3 separate regions of the Homo sapiens genome follow, and regions 2 and 3 are each linked to region 1. The links are chromatin contacts, found by Hi-C or POLR2A ChIA-PET in ENCODE. All regions are on one chromosome and are shown on one strand. Each heading gives the region's core, a stretch centred on a gene start or an enhancer-like site at or near the end of the contact. The rest is flanking DNA. Distances are from core to core; before and after follow the strand shown. Region 1 holds the start of DNAL4 (dynein axonemal light chain 4). Region 2 holds the start of KDELR3 (KDEL endoplasmic reticulum protein retention receptor 3). Region 3 has its middle 18 kb from the start of APOBEC3H.

Region 1 (3,537 bases), core at 605-3,104:
TTTTTTTTTTTGAGACAAAGTTTTACTCTTGTTGCCCAGGCTTGAGCGCAATGGCGCTATCTCGGCGCACTGAAACCTCCACCTCCCGGGTTCACGCCATTCTCCTGTCTCAGCCTCCTGAGTAGCTGGGATTACAGGTGCCCGCTACCACGTCTGGCTAATTTTTTGTATTTTTAGTAGGGACAGGTTTTACCATGTTGGCCAGGCTAGTCTCAAACTCTTGACCTCAGGTGATCTGCCTGTGTCGGCCTCCCGAAGTGCTGGGATTAATAGGCGTGAGCCACCGCTCCTGGCCTTTATTTTTTATTTTTAACATTTTTAACTTTTTTGTTAAAACTCAGACACAGATACACTAGCCTAAGCCTACACAGGGTCAGGATGCTTAGTGTCACTATCTTCCACTACCACATCTTGTCCCGCTGGACGGTCTTCAGGGCAATAACACGCATGGAGCTGTCATCTCCTATGATAACAAAGCCTTTTGCTTGAATACCTCCTGAAGGACCTATCTAAGACTGTTTACGGTTAAATTTTATTTTCTTATAAGTAGGAGGAGTGTACACTGTAAAATAACAATAAAAGTGTAGGATAGTAAACACATAAACAAGTAACAGTCATTTATTACCATTATCAAGTATGATGTCCTGTACACAATTGTATGTGCTATATTTTATATGACTGGCAGCACTGTAGGTTTGCTTACACCAGCATCACCACACACGTGAGTCATGCATTTTGCTTTGACATTACGATAGCTATGTAACTAGGTGATAGAAATTTGTCAGCTCCATTATAACCTTAGGGCACCACCGTGGTATCTGTGGTCTTTCTTGACCAAAACGTTGTTATATGGTACATGACTGTATTTCAATCTCCATCTGTCCCCTCCCCACCCCTAAGTAACCCTAACCATGGAAGCCCAGGAGGAAGATCAGAGAGGGTCAACTGGAGAAATGACAGTTCATGCTGACCGGGTTGATAACATTTCCCAGAGAGGGAAAATGTGGTGAAGAGACAAAGGAAAGAAACTAACAAATACTGAATCTATACTGGACTGGACTCTGTACTTCATATTAGCCTCAGAATTACCAAAGGAGATGCACCGACGTATACTGATTTTACATATGCACTGATTAAAAGCGCAGGGAGGGTAGGTCTTGAGACTGGGAATCCAAATTAGGTTTGCCAAGTTATTTTCACAATACACGATACCTCCCATTGGGGAGCACATCCTCTCGGAAGCCTAAAGTTGGGTCAAAGAACAACGACATCCTAGAACGTCAGAGTGGAAGAGGCCTTAGAGATCACTCAACTCAACTTCTCATTTACAGATGGGGAAACTGAGGCCCAAACAGGGGAAATGACCAGCCCAGAATCCCAGTAAGTCGCCAACTCTCCAAGCCAAGAGCGGTCTGACCTAGTTGATGGCGACCCCGCGGGAGAGGGAATTACTCCGCGAAAGGTCGAGGGATCAAGGTGCTGGGGGAAGTCGGCTAAAGGGGGACGCGGGACCACGAAGCTGGGCAGGCCTTGGGTGGGTGGGGAAGAGCAGCCGGCAGAGTCGCGATGGCAAACCTGTCACGACAGAGCTCGCAGGTCCCGAAGTGGGGGTGAGGGTGGGGGTTGAGGATGGGAAGACCTGGGGCAGGGGAACAGCAGGCAGGAGACCGAGGTGGGGCCTCGGCGGCGGGCGAGGCCTCTTCCGCCCTGCGTTGCCTCCCGCCCTCCCTCCGGGCCGGCCCTCCCCGCCTGGCTGCCCGCCGCGCCCCGGGGCCTCACCTGCTCCTGCGGGGGCCGGAGCCGGGGCCGCAGCCAGCGAACCCCCGCCAGGGTTGTCAAGGAGCGAAACAAGAGTGTCTTAGCAACCAGCAAGGAAGTCCTGCCCCCTCACCGGACGTTGACGAGAATTTCACTTATTATTGGTGGATAAAAGTATCAATCAGAGTGAAAGGCCCTTATAAGTCAGGCGTTTGCAAGGACAGGGGCGTGGTTTAGAGGCCAGGGAGGCGGGACTTCACTTATAGTTGTCTTAAGCGTGCCCGAGGAGCAGGGGACACATTGAAGTTCTTTTTCTAGGGAAACAAACTTCGAAAAGCAGTACTGCCTTGGGAGGTTCTTTTAGTCACTTGAAATAACAAATGCAACTTGTTGGTGTCGTGACACTTAGCCACTACTTTATTGGGATCTGAAAAGCCTGATAATAACTAGCATTTTTGTAGGGCTGTACAATTAATATCTCACTTGATTCTCATTACAGTACTTTTAGGTGATAATATTCGTCATCCCATCTGAACTAAAGTTCAGAGAGGTTAAGTAACTTGGTAAAGGATGGAGGTAATCTCCCTGGAGAAGGAACCCAGGGGCTCCTTCCTCTGTGCCACACCCTTGTATGGTCACCTAGCTCTAGTCACTAGGAGACATTTGTACCACCTAATTTCAGACACAGTTGCCCAGAGCCTGCCTTTTCTTCCCCTTGGGAGGGAAAATTAATCCGAAAGTACGGAGAAGGAAAAGGGGAAAGGGGAAGAACTGGCGGATTCTATTATTTGATTGGTAGATCAAAGGGTCAGTTGGGTACTTCGTAGTTTAAACCTTTATTATTGTGATGAGTACTTGGGGTGAAACCCCACTGCCACATTTACTAGCATTGAAGCTGTCTTTGCCAAAATTATAACTGAGGAAATTATGACAGTGAAAGAGATCAGACCTAACCCACTCCATCTTGCCTTTCTAGCCTTTAAGCTGTCTTTGTTCATTCCTAGGCATAGGCTGAACGAACCTTGGGAAGGAATTTAGTTTATAGTTTTACTCTGAAACAAAATTGACAATAGCCCTTTCCCAAAAAGGCTCCCTTCCTGCCTTGGGACCAGTCTGCCTTTGTAGGACTAACAAATTAGCTACAACATTAGAAATTATGGTTTAGGGGTCACACAGCAGCCTCTGGCTGCAAGAGTCTGAACCTTCCCAAATTGCTCCTGGGGATAACATCACTATTGTAAAACCTAAGATCAGCGCTTGAGATATTTTGCAGACCCTGCGCTCGATGGATCAGCTGACACCACCCAGACCAGTAATGTGGCTCAAACAGTTCTGTGATCCCACCCAGGAACAGAAGACAGCAAGAAAACCTCACTTCGACCCCCTCAGTATTCCATCTTCGACTTAATCAATCAACACTCCTCGCTTGCCAAGCCCCTACCCACAAAATTATCTTTAAAACCTCTGATCCCTGAATGCTTGGGTAGCATATTCAACTGCCTCCTAGCCATGTGCACCAGAATGTTCCACAAGCCCTTCAAACTCAGTGTGTCCCAAACTGAATTGATCATCTCCCTCCAATCTGCTCTTCCTGCATTCCCCATTCCAGTAAATGGCACCACCCCCGACCCAGTTGCCTCCATCAGAAAACAGGGGGGAGTCCTTCACCCTTCCCACTACAACAGCCCACTTCCAGTCACAAGCATGCCAATTTCGACTCCTCACTATTTCCTGATACAGCCTTTCTGGCCACGTTCATGGCACCCTCCATGTGCACAA
Region 2 (3,537 bases), core at 616-3,115, 330 kb before region 1:
GGTAGACCGTGTGTTGGAATCTGGGCTACAGGACTGCTTGGTGTCTGTGTGACCTCAAGCAAGTTATTTAGCCTCCCTGCCTCGCTTTCCCCATGTGTGAAATGAGAATGAGGCCACTGCTTCCTCACAGTGCTGTTTAGATGAGTGCCTTTGGAACTTTACAGTTAAACACGATCCCCAGGGGATTCGTGTGCACATCGGAGTCTGATTCACCCGGGAATGCCTGGGGAGGGGCTGAGATTCTGCATTCCCAACAAGCGGTAGCAATGCTGCTGGTCTTTGGACTGCGTTTGGGGTCTCAAAGGACTGCCTTGGCTGGGCGCGGTGGTTCACGCCTGTAATCCCCGCACTTTGGGAGGCTGAGGCAGGCAAATCATCTGAGGTCAGGAGTTCGAGACCAGCCTGGCCAACATGGTGAAACCCCATCTCTACTAAGAATACAAAAATTAGCCTGGCGTGGTGGCGGGCGCCTGTAATCCCAGCTACTTGGGAGGCTGAGGCATGAGAATCGCCTGAACCAGGGAGGCAGAGATTGCAGTGAGCAGAGATTGTGCCACTGCACCCCAGCCTGGGCCACAGAGCGAGACTCTGTCTCAAAAAAAAAAGGACTGCCTTTCCCTGGGAGGAAAAGTAGGGAAAGTAGGGGGCATAGGGAGCCATAGAAGGGTCTTGACCACTGAAGTGACAGATTTTTATCACAGAAAAGAGGCTGGCCATAGTGGCTTATGCCTGTAATCCCAGCATTTGGAAGGCTGAGGCAGGCAGATGGCCTGAGCACAAGAGTTCGAGACTAGCCTGGGCAACACAGTGAGACCCCATCTCTGTTTAAATACATTTGTCATGGAAAAGCCTCTCTGGTTATCTGTGGCAGGAGGTGGGAGTGGGAGGAGGTCCGTTATTTAGAGAGAGATGAGGGCGCTGAATGGGAGGAGGGCTTATTCAGGTCAAGGAGGGGAGGCTAAGGGCCCTCAGCTCACCTGGTCCACTCTTTCAGACGCAGAGACTTATATCCAGAGGGGGTGGTGGACCTGCTCAGACCACACAGCCCTGGGAGGACTCCCTCCCACCAGGGACCCTTCACTCCCCACCCTTCCTGGTGCTCAGCCCTCCTGGGTCTCTCCTGTCCTGTGTGTCCCTGTTTAACATCCTAGTAACACCAAGAAGAGGGAAGGCACGAACGAGGGCCCTGGATCTCCCTGACCAGCTTGACCTCCTGCCTACCCACAACAACCCGATTTTACAGGTGAGAAAATTGAGACCAAGAGAGAGGAAGGCCCACCGACCCAGGCTGCAGCCGAGGTCAGTCTGATTCTGCTGCTGAGTGGTGTGCCATTACCATTGTCCACCTGCAGCAAGATCGGGTCCCGACCGGGTGGACAACCAAATTAACAGACGGAGGTGGGGACTCCGCTTCCGGCTCGCCCCGCCCCACCCCACTCTCCCAGGGAGGGAGCTCCAGCTCCGGGAAGATGAGGACAATAGCAGGAATCGCCCCACAGGGTACTTCCACGTGCTGGCTCCTGCCAAGCGCTGGCACCAGTGTTATGGGGCCTGTGTACAGATGAGGAAACTGAGGCAGAGATTGGGGCTTGGTGGCAGGCCTCCAGTTTCTGCGGAGGGAAGGCAGAGGGCACTTGGGGCATGGGCGACATGGGTCGTGGCGGGCACCCGGCGCACACGGCAGCCGGGCGCAGGCCAGAAGCCCCCCCGCGTCGCCGGGCCGCCCAGTCCGGGAGCCGGGCGCTGGGATGGGCGGGAGGCGGGATCTCCGGGCCGCGCCGCTTCCTGGCTCCCCACCCTGCGCCGGCGGCCGCCCTGGCCACGTCACCGCCCGGCCAAGAGTGCGTGGGCGGCGGCGCGCGGGTGCGATCGCGGAGCTGTGAGGCGCAGGCAGGGCTCTGGGGCACCTAGAGACCGGGGCCGGAGACGTGGCAGCCGCCCTGCCCGCCAGAAAGTTTCCTAGAAGTTTGCTGGGCGCGGGCGCACGACTGACTGGCTGGACCATGAACGTGTTCCGAATCCTCGGCGACCTGAGCCACCTCCTGGCCATGATCTTGCTGCTGGGGAAGATCTGGAGGTCCAAGTGCTGCAAGGGTGAGGGGCGCCTGGCAGGGAGGTGCGGGACCCCCTCTCTGGCCAGCCTCATGCCCCTGCGTGCAGGGCAGGGCGCTCCAGGTGTCTGCTCAGGGTGGGGACTCCGGCGTGGGGGTCCTTGAAACTTTGCGGAGCTCCACTTCCAAAAACAATGTAAAGTTGTATAAAATCAGAGGAGGAGGACCCCTCGAGATGATGGGAGGCGGGTGGGTTTGTTCCTGCACAGACGCCCCCTCAGGTTGGCAGTGTCACTGCTGGTTGGAAGAGGGGGTTATAAGGGAGGTGACAACCCCTCCCTCCCACCAGTTACACCCATTGTTCCTTCCACCATCGACTGTGGGGAGAAGCAGATATGCACTCAGGAACGGCCCACGATTCTCAAGGTCTTCTCTTCCCTGCCCCTTCCCAGACCCCACCCCGCCCCCCAAAGTGAGCCCTCGTCCCTCCCCTGCCTGCATGTGTGGCACCGGTGGCTGTGATGTGGCAGGAGGGCACCAGCCGGGCTCAGGCGGGTATGGAGCTGCCTCTAAACGGAAGCCGGGGAAGGCTGGAGGGGTCCCCTGTTTGCATTCTGGCTGCCCTGCTGGGGGTTTGGAGAAGCTTGGAGGCTGGACTCGCGGTCGCCAACAGATCCAGAGCCACGAAAGGCTGCCAGAGCCTCCTCCAGCCATCTTTGTCCACCGGCATCCTCGTGGTGCCCTCCCTGTGCCTGGCACTGGGTGTGCAGAGGCAGGAGTGAGCTCAGGCTCCTCGTGGGGCTGAGGAGGCTGAGAAGGCTGAGAGTGGGCCCCGAAGGCCCTGTGGAAGGAGCAGCTCCGTGCTGGTCCCGGAGGACGAGCAGGTGTCAATCCAGGAAGTGTGTGCTGTGGAGGGCTCCGGGGATGAAGAGGCATGGAGGTCACCAAGCACCGGGCATCCCCCGGGAAGGGTGGGCAGCCAGATTTGGGGTGGTCTGGAGGGAGATGAGTCCAGGAGGGAGGCTGGTCCAGATGTGAAAGGGCCTTTTCTGCCAGGCCAGGGAGTTGGGTCTGGGGAGCCCTTCATGGTTTGGGAGCCGGGAAGGGGCCTGGAAGGGGGCCTGAACAGGTTGCTTTGCAAGCTTTGAGAGAAAAGGCACAGAGCAGGGGGAGGCCTGGCAGGGTGGGGGTTGGTGCAGACATGAGCAACAGTACGGTGTGGAGGGAGTGGTTCTAGGCCTGGAGGCCATTTGGGTTTGGGGTCTCTGGAGAGACAGGTACAGAGACAGTTCAGGTTCTTCCTCAGGGGAGGTGGCCAGGAATGCTGAGTGGGGGACCCGGAGCAGCAGGCCCTGGTGAGGGGAGAATCAGCTCCAACCTCTTCCTGCACTTTTGCAGAAGGCCCTGCACGGAGTGAGCAACCATGACCAAGAGGGGACACTGGTACCTGGCCGCTGTCTGCCAGACACTGCTGGGCACCTAGAAT
Region 3 (3,537 bases), core at 365-2,864, 320 kb after region 1:
GCAGGTGAAATAAGCCAGTCACAAAAAGACTAATACTGCATGATCCCACCTCCTTGAGATATCTACAACAGTCAAACTCAAGGAAACAGAATGTAGAACAAGGGCTATCTGGGGCTAGGGGAGGGGGAAACTGAGAGTTGTCATTCAATGAGTATAGAGTTTCAGTTTTGCAAGATGAAAAAGCTCCAGAGATCTGTCACCAAACAATGTAAGTATAGTTAACAACACTGGGCCAGATGAGGTGGCTCATGCCTGTAATCCCAGCCTCCCTGAGGAGGGCGAATCGCTTGAGCTCAGGAGTTCAAGACAAGCCTGGGCAACATGGTGAAACTTGTCTCTACCAAAAATAGAAAAAAAAAAAAAAAAAAAGCCGGGCATGGTGGCGCATGCCTGTCATCTGAGCTACATGGGAAGCTGAAGTGGAAGGATTGGTGGACCTAGGAGGTGGAGGTTGCATTGAGCCGAGATCGCACCACTGCATGACACAGTGAGACCCTATCTTCAAAAAAAAAAAAAAAAAACCCACTGAACTGTACACTTAAAAATGGTTAAGAAGCCAGATGTAGTGGCTCACACCTATATTCCCAGCACTTCCCAGAATTTATGGTTTGTAGTGTAATGCCTAACTTTGTTTTTTACTAACCTTATTTTAACCTTGTTTTTACTAACCCTATTTTTAAATGTTCCCTTTTTGTCTCCTTAATTACCTAGCCTTGTTTCCCATATGAATAGACTCTCCCTTAGCGGGGAAAGCCGACGAACTCCATCTGGCCCCTTGATTTACAAGACGTTAAGGGCTCCTTACCCGACCCCCTTCGTCAAGGAGTTAACCTGTGTAAGCTGATCCTCAGCATTTCAAAGGAGCTCAATGAACTGATAAGGTACTAGAACAAACAATGTATGAAGTTCCCAGGATTTTGCTCAAAAAGATAACAACATAAAGCCTTGAGTCTGTGTCCGGCATAGCATCCATATCTAACTCTTATGAAGGATTTAGAGCCCCGCACCTGGTTCCGTTGCTTTTTTTGTAACCATTTGTCTTTTAAATTGTTTATTTCTCTGTAACCATTTGTTTTTTGATTCTTGCGTGTTTTTACTTCTGTAGAATTATTGCATTTGAGCTCCCCTCCCCTTCCTAAACCAAGCTATAAAAGTAAATCAAGCCCCTTCCTCGGGGCCGAGAGAATTTTGAGCGTTAGCTGTCTCTTTGGCCACCGGCTTAAATAAAGGACTCTTAATTCGTCTCAAAGTGTGGCGTTTTCTCTAACTCGCTCGGGTATAACAGTAGGGCATGACTCTTCAGACCCCTTAGATAGGAATTTGCACAAGCTGAAAAGATCAGAGCTTAGCCCACACAAAGTAGATGAATAGGAGAAAAGGCATACTAATTTATTAACATGTCCATGAGAGAGAATGACAGAGGGAGCACTCCAACCCCACAAAGAGCTGTAGCAGTTCATATACCATCTTGAGGTTACAGAAAGATTTGGGGCTTGGATCCTGGCAAAACAGGCTATGGGAAAGGGAGAAGAGGAGGCCTGGCTGGCAAAGGTGGTCTTGTTATGTAGATGAAACCTCACAGATAGCAGTCCTCGGAGGAAAAAGATGGTAAATGTTTCTTTCAGAGTTTTAGGGTGTCAGAATCTCAGTTCCTCTTTCCTAGATCTGGACAAGGGAGGGCCTGGGAGAAAACCAGGCTGCAGCAATGCAGATTTTCTACAGATGCAAATCTCCCCCACAAAAGACCGCTTTTGCCGGGCGCGGTGGCTCAAGCCTATCTGTAATCCCAGCACTTTGAGAGGCCGAGGTGGGCGGATCACCTGGGGTTAGGAGTTCAAGACCAGCCTGGTCAACACGGGGAAACTCCATCTCTACCAAAAATAGAAAAAAAAAAAATTAGCTGGGTGTGGTGGTGTGTGCCTGTAATCCCAGCTACTCATGAGGCTGAGGCAGGAGAATCGCTCGAATCCAGAAGGCGGAGGTTGCAGTGAGCAGATATCATGCCACTGCATTCCAGCCTGGAGGACAGAATGAAACTCAGTCTCAAAATAATAATAATAATAGAAGACCGCTTTGCAGGGCTGCTTCTGTTTGCAGGAGCAGCCATCTCAAAATATATCAGAGAAGGATATTTTGATTACCTTTACTAGCCTTTCAGGTCTCAGAAGCAGATAGATGATGATGGATAGATGGATGGATAGATGAATGGATGGATGGATAGATAGATAGGTAGATATGAGGACTAAGCTCTGCTTTTTTTTTTTTTTTAATCTTGCCCAAATTCCTATCTAAGGGGTCTGGGGAGTCATGCCCTATAAACCATAAATTCTCATCAGATGAGTTTTATTTAACCCTCTGTTTCATGACTTACTTTCCAATATGATCGCTGAAGGGGTTCACCTTGCCCACTGCCTAGACAGAGCTGATTTATATCAAGACACAGCAATTGCAATAGAGAAAGAGTAATTCACGCAGAGCAGGCTGTGCAGGAGACTGGAATTTTATTATTACTCAAATCAGTCTCACGGAAAACTTGGGGATCAGAGGTGGTTTTTTGTTTTTTGGTTTTTGGTTTTTTCTAGAAGGAGACTTGCTGTCATCCAGACTGGAGTGTTACCGGTGGTGACAGTCTAGCACCTTTTAAAGGTCTGATAGGAAACATTTGTCATCTCTTGTCTCTAAGGGCAGCCACTATGAGACTTCAAAAGAGACTTGGTCTTCACAGTCTTTTATTTTATTTTATTTTATTTATTTTTGAGACACAGTCTAGTTTTGTCACCCAGGCTAGAGTGCAGTGGACCTCTGCTCACTGCAACCTCCCGCCTCCTGGGTTTGAGAGATTCTCCTGCCTCAGCCTCCCGAGTGGCTGGGATTACAGGCGTGCCACCATGCCTGGCTGATTTTTATATTTTTAGTAGAGATGGGGTTTCGCTGTATTGGTCAGGCTGGTCTCAAACTCCTGACCTCAGGTGATCCATCCGCCTCGGCCTCCCAAAGTGCTAGGATTACAGGTGTGAGCCACTGTGCCCAGCCACAATCTTTTATCTTAACCTCAACATTTTCTTTCTGTTGATCCCAGGTCTTTAGACAAACTAAACCGACTGTCAAGCAGAAAATGTTTAAATTTACCTATAGCCTGGAAGCCCCCTGACTTCGAATTGTCCTGCCTTTCTGGACCAAACCAATATATGTCTCGAATGTATTTGATTGATGTCTCATGCCTTCTTAAATATATATAAAACCAAGTTGCACCCCAGCCACCTTGGGCACATGTTCTCAGGACCTCCTGAAGGCTGTGTCATGGGCCATGCTTACTCATATTTGGCTCAGAATAAATCTATTCAAATATTTTATAGAGTTTGACTCTTTTCGTTGACAGATAGACAGACAGATACTGGCATAGGAATAGACAGGCAAATCTAAGACTTTTAATCTCTCTCTTTTTTTTTTTTTTTTTTTGAGATAGCATCTCACTCTGTCACCCAGGCTAGAGTGCAGTGGCGCGATCTCGGCTCACTGCAACCTCCGCCTCCCGGA

What was found. Hi-C counts contacts between places; a loop is a spot of excess contacts on that map. ChIA-PET counts read pairs that join two places held with the same protein, here RNA polymerase II (POLR2A). Pooled maps may share reads with other maps.
Region 2: a loop to region 1 is called in a pooled map, with 2.2 times the contacts of the local background. The contact joins the promoter of KDELR3 here to the promoter of DNAL4 in region 1. A Hi-C loop is called at or near these places in 1 of 50 pooled maps. POLR2A ChIA-PET finds 5 or more read pairs at or near these places in 2 of 52 experiments (A673 and activated naive CD4-positive, alpha-beta T cell).
Region 3: a loop to region 1 is called in a pooled map, with 7 times the contacts of the local background. The contact joins the enhancer-like site here to the promoter of DNAL4 in region 1. A Hi-C loop is called at or near these places in 1 of 168 maps with a recorded cell type or tissue (ovary) and 3 of 50 pooled maps. POLR2A ChIA-PET finds 5 or more read pairs at or near these places in 1 of 52 experiments (B cell).

Annotation. Positions count from the first base shown.
Region 1 is chr22:38,792,289-38,795,825 of GRCh38, forward strand. It overlaps DNAL4 (dynein axonemal light chain 4), which reads right to left and starts at 1,855. Exons shown (of 4, transcript NM_005740.3): 1 at 1,780-1,855. RefSeq lists a silencer at 1,597-2,046.
Region 2 is chr22:38,466,231-38,469,767 of GRCh38, forward strand. It overlaps KDELR3 (KDEL endoplasmic reticulum protein retention receptor 3), which reads left to right and starts at 1,866. Exons shown (of 5, transcript NM_006855.4): 1 at 1,866-2,094. The coding sequence starts at 2,004. RefSeq lists silencers at 1,628-1,697, 1,718-1,947.
Region 3 is chr22:39,113,582-39,117,118 of GRCh38, forward strand. No RefSeq gene overlaps it. Among named protein-coding and RNA genes, the nearest start is that of APOBEC3H, 18 kb to the left of the region's middle. RefSeq lists an enhancer at 387-1,361. Within about 2 kb of position 1,615, at least 5 of the 41 ENCODE cell types and tissues checked have a DNase peak (open chromatin) inside an H3K27ac peak, as active enhancers do; they include B cell, where a contact is called at or near this core.